Linked DNA regions of Homo sapiens: region 2 is linked to region 1. Evidence: chromatin loops called from intact Hi-C (ENCODE). Cell type or tissue: B cell. All regions are shown on one strand.

Region 1 (2,500 bases):
TGTCTGGGGAAGGTGTGTCCTTTAGGGCCGGTCGCCTGGGAAGGATGTTGAGCGGAGGGCAGTGGGTGTGGGTGAGAATCCCTGGGCAGAGAAGGGCGCCGCCATGCTGGGCACGGCTGAGTCACGCTCCAGCGACGCCTTGCCCCAGGGTGCTGGAGCTGGCGCCACCCTGGGTGTGGTCACTGAGCTGTGGCCCTGGGCAGAGCAGGGCTGGGTGGTCTAGGATGTGGGGCCTCGGTGCCTGGGGAACTGACTTCGAAGATGCCAAGCCCCCTGGCCTCCCGCCTGGCCTAGGTTCTGGGGTCACCCTCCAGGACTGTGGTGGCCCACACCCTGAGAATGCCTTGGAGAGCCTAGAGGCCCTGAGCCTTGGGCCTGGGAATCGGTGCGTTGAGGGAGGTGGATAGGGCGCAGACACCAGTGACTGCATTCAAGGCCAGGGGACCCCCACAGCCAGGCCCTCACTGCAAAATGTACCTATGTGGGGAGAAGGCAGGGGTGGACCTGATGACGGGGTGTACCACTCTACTAAGGGTTCCCAACATGAAGGTGAGGGGGCCCCTGGGAATTCTGTGATTGGTCTGGGAAAGATTAAAGTCTAAGTGGGGGTTAGAGTGTGGACTGGCGGGACGCAATGGGGGCTGGGATGTCACTTTCATGGTTCCCCTATTTATAACAAGTGATTCAGCCCTCACTTACTCACCCCTTCCTGAGCCTCCCCCCACCCCAGCCCTGGGTGGGCAGCGGGGCCCACCCACTTGTCAGTGCCCTGACTTTCCCTACCCAGTGCCACCCTCTGAGGGCTGCCCATCGGGGCGGTTGTTATTGTCGCTGCACTGGGATTGGGGCAGAGGGGCGGGGGGCTCCTGGTCAGGCGGCGCTTGGCCGGGCAGCCCAGGTTGGCGGCTGGCTCGAGGCCCAGCCCACGGAGCTTCTGCTGAGAGTCTGGGCCCATTAGGCAAAGCGTTAGTGACAGGCTGGGAGGGCGGGTGGCGCGGCGGGCAGGGCGGGGCCTGCAGCCCTTGGTATTTTCCGATCCCAGCTGCTCTGTGAGGGTGGAAAGTATTTGGGGACCAGGCTTGGGGGCGGAGGTGGTGGTGGCGCCCCCGGCGGAAGCTGCCCCTGATTCATTCTTGGAGCATGGGGTTGGGGGGGTAGCGGTACACATACATACCCTTGTGTGTCTGGTCCACGCACACGCTGTCTGGAGGGGGTATTCAGGCATACCCACATGCATTGGCTGGCCGGGGTGTCCTGATGCAGCCTGGGGCCTGCTTTGCTCCCCAGCCCAGGGGCCCGCCCTCTCCCTCATGCCTCCAGCTGCTAGGAGCTTGGTTTCCCCCTGGACACCATCTCCCAAGAGCCTGAGAAGTGCACCATGATTGGTAAAGGGGACCCTGTCTCCTGGGCACCTGCATGGCAGCACCCCTTCCACTCAAGACCCAGACCTTTTGTGCCTGCGGGGATGGGGAGTGGCCTTGGCCCCGGCCCTGGGCTCTGTGCAGGGGAAACCCCACAGGAAACGAGCCTGGCCAAATGGCCGCCCTTCCCGTTCTCGTCCCTGGGACACGAATGTGCTGTCTCACTTCCGGAGGCGGCCCAGGGAGGCTGGCCGCCCTGCGGGGCCTCGCCTGCTCCCAGTTGGCGCCTCCAGACCCTAAGGGGACAGGGCTGGGCTGGGGCCTGATGGGAAAGAGTGGCTGGTATGTGTGTATGTGTGTATAGGGAGGGGACAAAACAGGACATCACTCGCCGCCTGTCTCGAAGTGGTGAGCGCCACCACATCGGGCGGACACTGGGGTCCTGGTGTGAGACACCCACGTTTCCGTTATCCTTTGCCTTGGCAAAGACAGCAGCAGCTCTGTCGTGATCATGTTTATCACTCATGGGGTCCTCACCATGACTTATGAAGTCCATACTTATTATCCCTGTTTTGCAGATGGGGAAGCTGAGGCCCAGAGAGGTTGAGTGACTTGCCCAGAGTCACCCAGCTCAGAAGCTGCAGAGCTGGGGCTTTCAAATCTGGGCAGACTTGGGCTCCAAAACTGGAGTCTGCTAGCCAGGTGTTGGGCTCTTATCAAAAGAAGCTCCACTCACTAAAGACTTAGGGCTGGCTTCATGCATTTGTGAAACGGGCAGTCTCACGGCAGCCCTGCTTGGAGGGACCTGGAGGTTAGTTTAATGTTGCACTGCTGGGGTCATGAATTTTTTTTTATTATTATTAATTTTTTTGTCTTGTATTGCCCAGGCTGGTCTCGAACTCCTGGCCCCAAGCGATCTTCCTGTCTTGGCCTCCCGAAGTGCCGGGATTATAGGGATGAGCCACCGCGCTCAGCCTGAAATTATTTTCTTTTTTTAAACTTGTTTTTGTTTATTTTAGAGATAGGGTCTTGCTCTGTCACTTAGGCTGGAGTTCAGTGGCATGGTCATAGATCACGGCAGCCTCAAACTCCTGGGCTCAAGCAGTCCTCCCACCTCAGCCGCCTGAGTAGCTGGGGCT
Region 2 (2,500 bases), 150 kb before region 1:
CACTTTGGTCAGGCGGTAGCTTAGTCGCCTTTCACAGTGGTCCCAGGGAATTTCATTTCCCTGCCACTCCACATTCTGGCAGGTGCCAGCCTGTCCCCAGAAGGGTCACTGGGCAATGCTTCCTGGATTTGTTCTGAGGAAGAGGAGGTTGGCTTGTGCCCTGCCAGCTGTCCCCTCCCCCACCCCTTGCAGTAACTCCCCAGCCTTCCTCCCTGACCCTCTGCCAGGTTAGCGTCCTTCCTCATCTAAGGGTGGCCGGGGCCACGTGAGCGCCGGGGAAGCAGGAGTAACTGACACCAGTGAAGGCTGCCACAAGGCACCTAGGACTTCTCCCAAGCCAGGAGCAATCGGAGCTGACCAGGGACCCAGGGAGGTGGCAGGGAAGAGGAAGGGAGGGGCCTGGACCCAGACTTGGAGCCTGGGGCTGGACACCAGCCGACACCAAACCAGACACAGCTCACCCAGCCCCGGTCCCTGCCTGCCCTGCCTAAAGGTGACTTTGGAGGTGGTAGGAAGGAAGATCAAGTTTCCCTGGTCAGGAACAATACTAGATCCATAAATCCCTGTCCTCAGAGGCCATCAGACTCTCCCAGAACCCAAGGCGGAAGGAGAGTGCTGTGGGCTCTGGCAGCCACTCCTGGGAAGGTGAAACCGAGCCGGCCTGCAGGGAACAGGGGCCGCCCCGAAGGAGGGGCCGAGTCCGGCCCTTCTTCCCTGCTTCTCTCTCACTTGGAGTTCTAGGGGGGCCAAGAAGACTTGTGTCCAGACAGAGAAGTGGAGTGTGTTTGTCAGCATTCCCAAGCACAGATGGGGAAACTGAGGTTGGAGCAGACAAGGGATAGAGGACACTGGGGGCAGCAGGGGCCCCTCCAGGAGCCCCTGACTGACATCATCCCAGGGAGCCCAGGGGCAGGAGGCAGAGGGTCAGGTGGCCCCATCTGTCTATGGGGAAGGGGGCCAGGCCCCCAGGGTGGATGCCAGGAGTCCAGCCTCTAGGGCCTCCCCTGGGCTCCCCCAAGTAGCTCATTTAAGGTTTGAGTAGGTCTAGATGGGGAAGTGCGGGGCCCGGGGAGGATGGGTGCCCACTTGTCAGAGTCATTCCACTGCTCAGAGATGTTAATGTGTCAGATTCAGAGACAGGAAATCGGCCGCCGTTTCCTGAGACAGTGGGGGCCTCCCTGGCCTCCTGCGCATGCCCAGAGTGGCGATCTCCGGCAGATAGATGCAGACGCTCGCTCGCAGACTCAGTGCCACCCCCCACTTCCCCTCCTGGCTTCTCCTCCCTGAAACACAGCGAGGGCCAGACCCAGTGGTGGAGGGGCCCTGCCCCGGCCGCAGGCAGACAGGGATGGCTGCACAGGAAGCCCTCATCCGCATGAGTCACTCAGGCTCACCTGTTAGCCTCGTGGCGCATCCCCTGGCGCCCTCCTGGGCTGGCAGGCGGGGTCCCAGCCTTGAGGGCTACCCCAGAGGCAGGAGACGGGCAAGGCTGCTTCCTGGAGACAGCCACCTGGTCTCAGCAGGTCCCCAGGCCTCCTCCTGCTGTAGGTCCTGCTCAGCGACCAGCCCCTGAGCCCTGGAGAGGGTGGGGGGCCAGCCCCCCACTCCCTGCCCACCTTGAGCTTCCTGGGTGAGACACCATCCCTTAGGCTGGGCCTGAGTCCTTGGACCCCACGGACCCAGGTGTGCAGTGCCGGTCACATGACTCGGGGCTGTCTCGGGTTTCTCCCAGGAGGGGCCCTCTCAGCAAGGGCCTCCTCCCTTATGGCTCAGGGCTGGGAAGCCTAAAGCAGATGCCAGGGAAGATTCCAGCAAAACACAGGGATTAGGGCCTGTGGAATTGGCTGCACAGGTAGCTGGTCAGGCAGGCATGGGATTGACCAAATGCCCCACAGCCCACATGCGGCTACGCGGAGGCCTCCCCCAACACCTCCCACATCTGGCAACCCCCGCCCCCAACACACACTCCTGCGCTCTGCCCTTGACTTGGCCTTTGCATCTGCCCTGAATAGCCCTCCTGCCCTGTCCAGGCCCCTCTCCCTCCTGTGCCCTGCCTGGACAGCCGAGACCCAGTCTGGATACTTCAGACTTTGAGGGGTCCCCGTAGACCCCCAGCTTACTTTCCTTCCTGTGCCCATATACCCAAGTTCACACATCACTGCCCTTGGGGCGCAGCCCAGGCAGAACCAGTGACTCCGGTTCCATATGTGGTATGAGGTTCGTGTGGGCCCAGAGGGGAACCTGCGTCATGGCCTGCACGGTGGATGGTGCATTTGACCTTGGACAGATCACTTCCTTGCTTCTGGTCTCTGTTGCCTTGTCTGAAAATGGGTAATAAAAGCTCTTACTGTCAGCCAGGTGCAGTGGCTCATGCCTGTAATCCCAGCACTTTGAGAGACCGAGGCGGGCGGATCACTTGAAGCCAGGAGTTCAAGAGCAGCCTGGCCAACATGGCAAAACCCCGTCTCTACTAAAACCACAAAAATTAGCTGGGCGTGGT

The links. Hi-C counts contacts between places; a loop is a spot of excess contacts. Peaks named below come from ENCODE experiments on the same cell type or tissue, not always from the same donor. Only the 100,000 strongest peaks of a DNase experiment are listed, where the experiment ranks them.
Region 2: a loop joins it to region 1, with 19 times the contacts of the local background. A loop is called at or near these places in 2 of 110 quality-filtered maps.

The regions. Positions count from the first base shown.
Region 1 is chr19:13,838,265-13,840,764 of GRCh38, reverse strand. MIR23AHG (miR-23a/27a/24-2 cluster host gene) reads left to right here. Exons shown (of 1, transcript NR_036515.2): 1 at 1-2,500. Among named protein-coding and RNA genes, the nearest start is that of MIR23A, 2.9 kb to the right of the region's middle. RefSeq lists a silencer at 844-1,073 and enhancers at 1,494-1,593, 1,814-2,033, 2,064-2,173. In B cell, no CTCF peak of the experiment used is centred here; DNase peaks (open chromatin) are centred at 174, 974, 1,514 and 2,415; H3K4me3 peaks cover 1,697 bases; H3K27ac peaks cover 2,390 bases.
Region 2 is chr19:13,985,329-13,987,828 of GRCh38, reverse strand. The region is part of intron 2 of RFX1 (regulatory factor X1); the gene reads left to right. Among named protein-coding and RNA genes, the nearest start is that of RFX1, 20 kb to the left of the region's middle. RefSeq lists enhancers at 1-805, 1,621-1,670, 1,697-2,500. In B cell, no CTCF peak of the experiment used is centred here; DNase peaks (open chromatin) are centred at 116, 1,218 and 2,228; H3K4me3 peaks cover 1,883 bases; H3K27ac peaks cover 2,500 bases.